2 separate regions of the Homo sapiens genome follow, and region 1 is linked to region 2. A link is a loop called in an ENCODE intact Hi-C map of the cell type or tissue named here. Cell type or tissue: CD14-positive monocyte. All regions are shown on one strand.

Region 1 (5,000 bases), 190 kb after region 2:
GTGGCTCACGCCTGTAATCCCAGCACTTTGGGAGGCCAAGGCGGGCGGATCACCTGAGGTCAGGAGTTCAAGACCAGCCTGACAAACTTGGAGAAACCCCGTCTCTCCTAAAAATACAAAATTAGCCGGGCATGGTGGCACATGCCTGTAATTCTAGCTACACGGGAGGCTGAGGCAGGAGAATCGCTTGAACCCAGGAGGCGGAGATTGCAGTGAGCCGAGATTGTACCAGTGCACTCCAGCCTGGGTGACAGAGTGAGACTCTGTCTCAGAAAAAACAAAAACGAAAACAAACAAACAAAAAACAAAAACAAGAGAATTAGACTTGAGGGTCTTTTTTTTTTTTTTTTTAATTTTATAGACAGGGACTCACTCTGTGCCCAGGCTGGAGTGCAGTGGTGCCATCATAGCTCACAGCAGCCTCAACCTCCTGGGCTCAAGCGATCCTCCCACCTCAGCCTCCCTAGTAGCTGGAAACACAGGTGCACACCACCATGCACAGTTAATATTTTATTTTTTGTAGAAATGAGGCCTTGCTATATTGCCCAGGCTGGGATTTTTTCTTTTTTTTCTTTTTGAGAGGGAGTCTGTCTCTGTCACCCAGGCTGGAGTGCAGTGGCGCCATCTCAGCTCACTGCAACCTCTGCCTCCCGGGTTCAGGCAATTCTCTTGCCTCAGCCTCCCAAGTAGCTGGGATTACAGGCACCCACCACCATGCCTGGCAAATTTTTGTATTTTTAGCAGAGACGGAGTTTCACCATGTTGACCAGGCTGGTCTCAAACTCTTGACCTCAGGTGAATCACCCGCCTTGGCCTCCCAAAGGGCTGGGATTACAGGTGTGAGCCACCGTGTCCGGCCTCGCTCAGGCTGGTTTCAAACTTCTGGCCTCAAACTATCCTCCCACCTTGGCCTCCCAAAGTGCTGGGATTAGTCATGAGCACCCAGCTGAACTTGAGGGTCTCGATCACCCCTTGCAGACCCTGGAGAAGGCTGGGTGGGCACCAGCCAAGTGCTTATGGTGTATTGGATTCATCCATGGGAAGCTGCCCCTCACATGTAGCAGCAGCTGAACTCTCATCAAGCAGGGATGACTGTCTCCATTCCACAGATGAGGAAACTAAGGCCTGGAGGGGGGATCTGATGAGGGACAGGAAAGCCCACAAAACAGGGTTTAGCCAGGAGGGTTTTTGGCTTTCCCCAGGAAAGAGTTCAAGTGCATGTCGGTGGTGTTAGACAGAAACTTTTACTGAAGTGGCCGTGTAGAGCAGCAGCAGAAGTCCTGCTCCTTGCAGAGTGGGGACGCCCCACAGGCAGGGCAGCTACGTCTCATATTTATACCCGCTTTTAATTATATGCAAATGAAGGGGCGGTTTATGCAGAAATATCTAGGATGAAGGTAGTAACTTCCGGGTTGTGGGATCATTGCCGTGGACAGGGGCGGTAATTTCCGGGTGTTGCCATGGTAATGGTAAACTGACATGGCACACTGGTGGGCGTGTCTTATGGAAAGCCCAGGACCTGCTTTAGCTAGTCCTCAGTTTGGTCCTGTGTCCAAGCCCTGCCTCCAGAGTCCAATCCTGCCTCCAACCTCAGATCCACCTGCCCAAAGATCCAACAAGTCAGCCGGACGCGGTGGCTCACGCCTGTAATCCCAGCACTTTGGGAGGCTGAGGCGGGCGGATCACTTGAGGCCAGGAGTTCAAGACCAGCCTGGCCAACATGGTGAAACCTCATGTGTATTAAAAATACAAAAAATTAGCTGGCTATGGTGGTGGGCGCCTGTAATCCCGGCTACTCAGGAGGCTGAGGCACAAGAATCGCTTGAACCTGGGAGGTGGAGGTTGCAGTGAGCTGAGATTGTGCCACTGCACTCCAGCCTGGGCAACAGAGTGAGACTCCATCTCAAAAAAAAAAAAAATCTTGAGATGAATGGGCGCATTAAGAGAAGAGATTTTAGGTTGGGCTTGGTGGCTCACACCTGTAATCCCAGCACTTTGGGAGGCCGAGGTGGGCAGATCACGAGGTCAGGAGATCGAGACCATCCTGGCTAACACAGTGAAACCCCGTCTCTACTACAAATACAAAAAATTAGCTGGGCGTGGTGGCGGGCGCCTGTAGTCTCAGCTACTCGGGAGGCTGAGGCAGGAGAATGGTGTGAACCCAGGAGGCAGAGCTTGCAGTGAGCCGAGATGGCGCCACTACACTCCAGCCTGGGCGACAGAGCAAGACTCCGTCTCAAAAAAAAAAAAAAAAAAAGAAAGAAAGAGTAGAGATTTTAGCAAAATGCCTATGAATCCCCACCCCACCCACAGGCTGTGGTAGCCCAGCCTGGCCTCTGAGGAGTAAAGAGGTCCCAGGACTCAGGGTTGCCTCTCCCACTGCAGAGCATCCCGTGCAGCCCACAGAGACCCAAGTTACCCTCAGTGGCCTGCGGGCTGGTGTAGCCTACACGGTGCAGGTGCGAGCAGACACAGCGTGGCTGAGGGGTGTCTGGAGCCAGCCCCAGCGCTTCAGCATCGGTGAGTGGAGGGGGTAGGACCCAGTTATTTACCCAGCATGCACTGCACTGCGCTTCCCACAATGATCTTAGCAGCCCTGCCCTCACTCTCACTCCCTCTATGGCTCCCTACTGCCCTCAGGAGAAAGTAGCAGCTCAAACTGCTCCCATTGCCTTCTCTCGCAGCTTCCTCTCACACTCCAGGAGCCTTGCCCATGCAGGCCCTTCCCTGCCTCCTGCCTGGAATGTTTGTTTTCCACACGGTCCAACTCCTATTCGTCCTTCAAAACTCAGCTCAAAAGTTCCCTCCTCCAGCAAGACTTCTCTGCCTCCTTCTGGCCATGCCCTTGTTTACAACTGTCCCTTCTCCCTGGTCTGACACTGCGGGGTTGGGGTAGATGTGTCAAGGTATCTGGGGGCTCTTGGGGAGGAGGAAGATGCAGGAATCTGTTCATTGAGCGACAAATAAATGAATGCAAAAATAAGGAGGACACAGGCAAAACCCGGTGTGGTGGCTCACACCTGTAATCCCAGCACTTTGGGAGGCTGAGGCTGGAGGATTGCTTGAGCCGAGGAGTTCAAGACCAGCCTGGGCAACATGGTGAGACCTCATCTCTACAAAAAATATTTTTAAAATAGTGGGGTGTGGTGGTGCACACCTGTAGTCTCAGCTGCTCAGGAGGCTGAGGTGGGAGGATGGCTTGAGACCAGGAGTTCAAGGTTGCAGTGAGCCGTGACTGCACCACTGCACTCTGGCCTGGGCGACGGAGCAAGACCCTGTCTCAAAAAAAAAAAAAAAAAAAAAAAAAAAAAAAAAAATAGAAGAAGAAGAAGGAGAAGAAAGAAGAAGAAGAGGAAGAGGAATAGAAGAAGAGGGAGGAGGAGGAGGAGGAGGAGGAAGAGAACAACACAGGCTCTGTTGTCGGGTGCATGGTTATAAGAGATTCAGAGATCAAATGATCCCTGTTCATGCCACGGTGTCCTTTCAGTTCCAAGAGAACCAACTGGAACCCAGAGAACAAAAGAGTCAGGGTTGGTGGGGGGCAGGCAGGCCTGGGTCCAGGGGCAGCCACATGTGCCCTATGTGCAGGCTCCTGGAATTACAGAGTCTTTTTTTATCTTTTTGAGACAGATTTTCCCTCTTATTGCCGAGGCTGGAATGCAATGATGCGATCTCGGCTCACTGCAACCTCCGCCTCCCGAGTTCAAGCGATTCTTCTGTCTCACCCTCCCAAGTAGCTGGGATTACCGGCGCACACCACCACGCCCAGCTAATTTTTGTGTTTTTAGTAGAGACAGGTTTCATCATATTGGTCAGGCTGGTCTCGAACTCCTGACCTCAGGTGATCAGCCCACGTTGGCCTCCCAAAGTGCTGGGATAACAGTCATGAGTCACTGTGCCCGGCCTGGAATTACAGAGTCTTGAACACTTCCTGCATGCCAGGCCTTTATTTCTTGACAGCTACCGGGCAGGTGGGTTCTGTGGTCTCCCAGTGAGAAGCCCGTGGCATGTGCACCAGGATCAGCAGCAAGTTCATGGAGAAACCAGGCCCTCCTAGCTCCTTCCCTGAGGAAGAGGCAGGAGGTAGCCCTCTGCCAACCCACGCTCTCCCACCTCAGAAGTGCAGGTTTCTGATTGGCTCATCTTCTTCGCCTCCCTGGGGAGCTTCCTGAGCATCCTTCTCGTGGGCGTCCTTGGCTACCTTGGCCTGAACAGGTAACTGACACCTCTTACCGTTACCATAGCGATGGTAATGATGCTGGGCAGGGGAGCCCTAAAGTGGAGCTTAGCCCGCAGATTGGGTCCTTGGCTTTGCCCAGGAAATAATTCAAGGGCAAGCCAGAGGTAGAAGAAAACAGCTTTATTGAAGCAGCAGTTATAGCTCCGTGACTGCCTCTGCAGAGCAGGGCTTCCCTGTAGGCGGAGAGTAGCCGCTGAGAGCGGTTTTGCAGTCAGATTTATACTTACTTTTAATTGCATGCAGATTAAGGGGGGCAGTTTATGCAAAATTTCTTTCTTTTTTTTTTCTTTTTTGAGATGGAGTCTTACTCTGTTACCCAGGCTAGAGTGCAGTGGCACGATCTTGGCTTATTGCAACCTCCCCCTCCCGGGTTCAAGCCATTCTCCTGTCTCAGCCTCCCAAGTAGCTGGGACTACAGGTGCGTGCCATCACACCCAGCTATTTATTTTGTATTTTCAGTAGAGATAGGGTTTCACCATGTTGGCCAGGCTGGTCTTGAACTCCTGACCTCAGGTGATCCTATGCAGAAATTTCTAGGGAAGGGATAGTAACTTTTGGGTCCTTGGTCATTCCCATGGAAAGGGGCGGTGACACTGGTGGGCATGTCTGATTGAAAGCTGCTTTCAAGCCGGGCACGGTGGCTCACTCCTGTAATCCCAGCACTTTGGGAGGCTGAGGCAGGCAGATCGCTTTAGGCCAGGAGTTGGACACCAGCCTGGCCAACATGGCGAAACCTCTCTCTACCAAAACTACAAAAATT
Region 2 (5,000 bases):
CTGAGTTCCATGCCTCTTCTAGACTCAGCCGTCATCCCCACAGGGCCTGGGGGGCTACATAGAGATCTGGGGAGGGTGGCATGTGGACCCAGCCCCCTCTCAGGGCCAGTGTTGTGTGTTATTTCCGCATTTCTGCTGCCTAGGGTGAGTCAAGGAGGAAGCACAAAGTTTGGCCCAGAGCAGAGTGCATGGGTGGAGCAGAGAGTTGATGAATGAACTTGTAAGTGCCTAAGAGGCCCAGTCACCTGGAACTGGGTGGGAAGTCGTTGTGGGAGGTGGCTCATGAACTGCTTACCTGCCCTCAGCCTGGTCCCTGGACTCCATGCCTGGGATGGGATGTGAGCCAGGAAGTAGCTGGACCAACACGTAGAAGGGTGGGTTCCGGAGACATGTTCCCAGCGCCTGTGTCTTTGTGTCTTCCATTAAAGTTGAGGTTAGCCTAGGGCTACCTGGAGAAAATTAGGGCTGATCCTCTCTGAGCTCATAGGTGGATCTTTATAGTTGAGTGTCACTGTGCACCCACTGTGTTTCTATTCTATTGTGTGTGTGTGTTTTTTTTTTTTTTGAGACGGAGTCTCACTCTGTTGCCTAGGCTGGAGTTCAGTGGCATGATCATGGCTTACTGCAGCCTTGAACTCCTGGACTCAAGCGATCCTCCCACCTCAGCCTCCTGAGTAGCTGGGACTAGGCATGCACCACCATGCCTGGCTAATTTTTGTTTTATTTTTTTGTAGAGACAAGGTCTCATTATGTCTCCCAGGCAGGAGTGCAGTGGCGCAATCATGGCGCACTACAGCCTTGAATTCCTGGGGTCAGGCAATCCTCCCGCCTCAGCCTCCCCAGTAGCTGGGAGCACCCAGCTTGTGTACACCCACTATGAACCTGACTGATGAACTGTCAGAGGCACCAACTCCACATGAACTCCATTTTACAGAAAAGAAAACTGAGTCCCAGAAAATTTAAAGGAGCTGCCCAGCACTGCCTGGGATGCAGTCACTTCCCATATCCAAAGGGCTTCTAGAGCTCTCAGCCAAGAGGACTGGGAACGCTGATCTGCACTTGAACCCAGGCTGTGGGACTTCAGACCAGGAGCATGAATTTGAGTGGGAGCTTCAGTTTCCCACTGAGAGCTCACATGGTGTCCTAAATCTTTCAGGTCTCCCTATGACCTGGACAAAAAAATAAATTAATTAAAAATAAAAATGAAAAGGCTGGGCATGATGGCTTATGCCTGTAATCCCAGCACTTTGGGAGGCCAAGGCAGGTGGATCATCTGAGGTCAGAAGTTCGAGACAAATCTGGCCAGCACAGTGAAACTAAAAATGCAAAAATTAGCCAGGCGTGGTAATGCACGCCTGTAATCCCAGCTACTTGGGAGGCTGAGGCAGGAGAATTGCTTGTACCCAGGAGGTGGAGGTTGCAGTGAGCTGAGATGGCACCACTGCTCTCCAGCCTGGGTGACAGAGCGAGACGCCATCTCAAAAAAAGAAAAAAAAAAAGAGAGAGAGAAAGAGAGAGAGAGAGGGTCTCGCTATGTTGCCCAGGCTGGTCTCTAATTCCTGGGTTCAAGTGATGCTCTCACCTTGACCTCTCAAAGTGCTGGAATTACAGGCGTGAGCCACCGCGCCCAGTTTTTCTTTCCAGATATTGTGACCTCAGAGAACAGTATGGAGACATCACCTGTCAGCTCTCTGATTTCTTCTCCCTTCGCCCACAGCACCCACAGTTCAGGGGAACCCCCCAAATCCTACTCCAGCACCATGAGTTTGGAGACAGACTCCATAACCCACCTCAGCCCCTCAAGTTCAGGGGCAACCCCTACCATCCAGCCGAGCCCCAGCTCCACAGATTCAAGGATGATACCCTCCTCCCCACAACCAGAGACAATCACGCACCCTAGTTCTGGCTCCCCCAGTGCAGAGCTCACCCCCTCTTCCCATTCCACCCTCCCCAGTTCCGAATCCCTGACCCCGCACTGGAGCCCCACTTCCCACAGCCCCGGAACGGAGCCCTTGACCTCCACTGACCAGACCTTGGAGCCCCCTGGCCCAGGTGAGTATTAAGAGATTTGGGTGTTTGTAGGGAGGTGGCGGGTGTAACAGGCTGCAGTTTTGGAACTGACCACCAGGGGGAGGTACAGCCCCGAGAATGCTCTAGGAAGGGCTTCTTGTCTCTGCTCCATTGTCTAAAGCTCTTCATGCTATGCGCATTTATTAAGTGCCTAGTGTATGTCACGGCTGGGCACGCAGCGATGGGCAAAGAGAGAAACTAATACTTGCTGTGGTGGGGAGACAGGTTATACATTATGTATTTGGGCCTGGGCAAAATAGCAGGACTTTGTCTCTACAAAAAAATCTAAAAATGGCGGGGCGCGGTGGCTCAAGCCTGTAATCCCAGCACTTTGGGAGGCCGAGGGCGGGGGCGGGGGCGGGGGGGGCGTGTATCACGAGGTCAAGAGTTCAAGACCAGCCTGGCCAAAATGGTGAAACCCCGTCTCTATTAAAACTACAAAAATTAGCCAGGCGTGGTGGCAGACGCCTGTAATCTCAGCAACTCGGGAGGCTGAGGCAGGAGAATCGCTTGAACCCAGGCGGCAGAGGTTGCAGTGAGCTGAGATCGTGCCACTGCACTCCAGCCTGGGTGGCAGAGTAAGACTCTGTCTCAAATAAATAAATAAATAAAATAAAAATGGCTGGGCGTGGTGGTTCACATCTGTAATCCCAGCACTTTGGGAGGCCAAGGTGGGAGGATCACCTGAGGTCAGGAGTTCAAGACCAGCCTGGCCAACATGGTGAAACCCCGTCTCTACTAAAAATACAAAAAATAGCCAGGCATGGTGGCGGGCGCCTGTAATCCGGGCTACTTGGGAGGCTGAGGCAGGAAAATAATTTGAACCCAGGAGGCGGAGGTTGGAGTGAGCCCACATTGAACCACTGCACTCCAGCCTGGGAGACAGAGCAAGACTCCATCTCGGGGGGGAAAAAAAAGACTCTATCTCAAAAATAAATAAAGTAATTGATTAAATAAAATTTAAAAATTAGGCTGGGCTCAGTGGCCCACGCCTGTAATCCCAGCACTTTGGGAGGCCGAGGCGGGTGGATCACCTGAGCCAATGAGTTCAAGACCAGCCTGGGCAACATGGTGAAACCCCATCTCTACTAAATATGTACACAAATTAGCTGGGTGTGGTGGCACACACTTGTAGTCTCAGCTACTGGGGAGGCTGAGGTAAGAGGATCACTAGATCCTTGGAGATGGAGGTCACAGTAAGCTGAGATAACGTCACTGCACTCCAGCCTGTGTGACAGAGCAAGACCCTGTCTCAAAAAAAAAAAAAAAAAATTGTCCAGGCATGGTGGTGCATGCCTGTAATCCTAGCTACTTGGGAGGCTGAGGTGGGAGGATCACTTGAGCCCAGGAGATAGAGGCTGCAGTGAGCTGTGATTGCACTACTGCACTCCAGCCTGGGTGACAGAGTGAGACCCTGTCTCTAAAATACATGATTAAAAAGTGGCAGCCTCAACTGGAGAGGGAAGAGAGGTCAGCTTCCTGAGAACAGATTTTAAAAGGCTCTGGGCCCTGGTGGGTGTCTTAGGCTTGTGGGGAATAGGACCCAGTGCTGACTCTGAGTTCCTTTCCCCAGCTCCAGGTGACACTGGGCCCCGTGAGTTACACAGGAACCCGAGTGTGGTGGTGGTCGTGTGTTTGCTGGTGTCTCTTTTGCTCATCGGGTCTGTGGTCATGGCTGTGAGATTCTGTCACCGGAATGAGTCCAAGTTTGAGAACCTGGACGAGGTGTCCATGGTAAGGTAGGGCTGGGCTGGGGGCTCAGCCCTGGGGCCAAGGCATGGTTGGGGGAGCTGCTATCCCAAGCAGGGCCAACCTGGGCTGCAGAGCCTTTTGGTGTCTGAATGCCTCCCTGTGTGTTCCTTCCTCAGGGATCCGTGAATGACAGATTGTCCTTTGCCCACCACCTCCAGGAGTGAGCCCTGAGGAGCCAACAGAGATGGGGGCATGGATGGGGCTGGGGTTCCTGGGGAGGAGCAGAACCTGAGGAAATAAAGCCCCTACCATTCATCCAAGGCCTCGTGTGAAAACACGAGTTATGGACTCGTGTGAAAACATTAACTGAGCACCTACTATGTGCTGGGCTCTGTGCTGGGGTCACAGTGGGGACCATGTCTTTACTTTCAGGGGATCCACAGACTCAAGGCAGGGACAGATAAGAATCAGGAGCTCACTTGGCTGGGTGCGGTGGTTCACACCTGTAATCCCAGCACTTTGGGAGGCCAAGGCGGGCAGATCTCCTGAGCTTAGGAGTTTGAGACCAGCCTGGCTAACATGGCGAAACTCTGTCTGTACTAAAAATACAAAAATTAGCTGAGCGTGGTGGCAGGTGCCTGTAATCCCAGCTACTCAGGAGGCTGAGGCAGAGAATCGCTTGAACCAGGGAGGCGGAGGTTGCAGTGAGCTGAGATCGCCCCATTGTACTCCAGCCTGGGCAACAGAGCAAGACTCCATCTCAAAAAAAAAAAAAATAGGGCCAGGCGTAGTGGCTTACACCTGTAATCCCAGCACTTTGGAAGGCAAAGGTGGGTGGATCATTTGAGGTCAGGAGTTCAAGACCAGCCTGGTCAACATGGTGAAACCCCATCTTTACTAAAAATACAAAAATTAGCCAGGCGTGGTGGTGTGTGCCTGTAATCCCAGCTATTAGGGAGGCTGAGGCAGGAGAATTGGTTGAGCCTGGGAGTCAGAGGTTGCGGTAAGCTGAGATTGCACCACTGCACTCTAGTCTGGGTGACAGAGTGAGACCCTGTCTCAAAACAAACAAACAAAACTGGGGGTGCCGGGCATGGTGGCTTACCACTGTAATCTCAGCACTTTGAGAAGCTGAGGTGGGTGAATTGCTTGAGCTTGGTAGTTTGAGACCAAATTGGGCAAAATGGCAAAACCCCATCTCTCTCTCTTTTTTTCTTTTTTGAGACAGTCTCCCTCTG

Evidence for each region. Peaks named below come from ENCODE experiments on the same cell type or tissue, not always from the same donor. Only the 100,000 strongest peaks of a DNase experiment are listed, where the experiment ranks them.
Region 1: it touches region 2 in a loop (5-fold over the local background); 7 of 110 quality-filtered maps call a loop at or near these places.

What each region holds. Positions count from the first base shown.
Region 1 is chr19:18,061,396-18,066,395 of GRCh38, reverse strand. IL12RB1 (interleukin 12 receptor subunit beta 1) reads left to right here. Exons shown (of 17, transcript NM_005535.3): 13 at 2,386-2,520; 14 at 4,119-4,215. Among named protein-coding and RNA genes, the nearest start is that of IL12RB1, 23 kb to the left of the region's middle. RefSeq lists an enhancer at 1,243-1,537. In CD14-positive monocyte, CTCF peaks have their summits at 2,651 and 2,850 (motif pointing left); DNase peaks (open chromatin) are centred at 1,455 and 2,825.
Region 2 is chr19:18,249,116-18,254,115 of GRCh38, reverse strand. CIST1 (colon, intestine and stomach enriched 1) reads left to right here. Exons shown (of 4, transcript NM_001396036.2): 2 at 1,645-2,052; 3 at 3,644-3,804; 4 at 3,939-4,082. The coding sequence ends at 3,986. It also overlaps a transcript of PDE4C not described here. Among named protein-coding and RNA genes, the nearest start is that of CIST1, 3.7 kb to the left of the region's middle. RefSeq lists an enhancer at 4,872-5,000. In CD14-positive monocyte, CTCF peaks have their summits at 1,919 and 2,118 (motif pointing right); DNase peaks (open chromatin) are centred at 165 and 2,145; H3K27ac peaks cover 548 bases; H3K27me3 peaks cover 231 bases.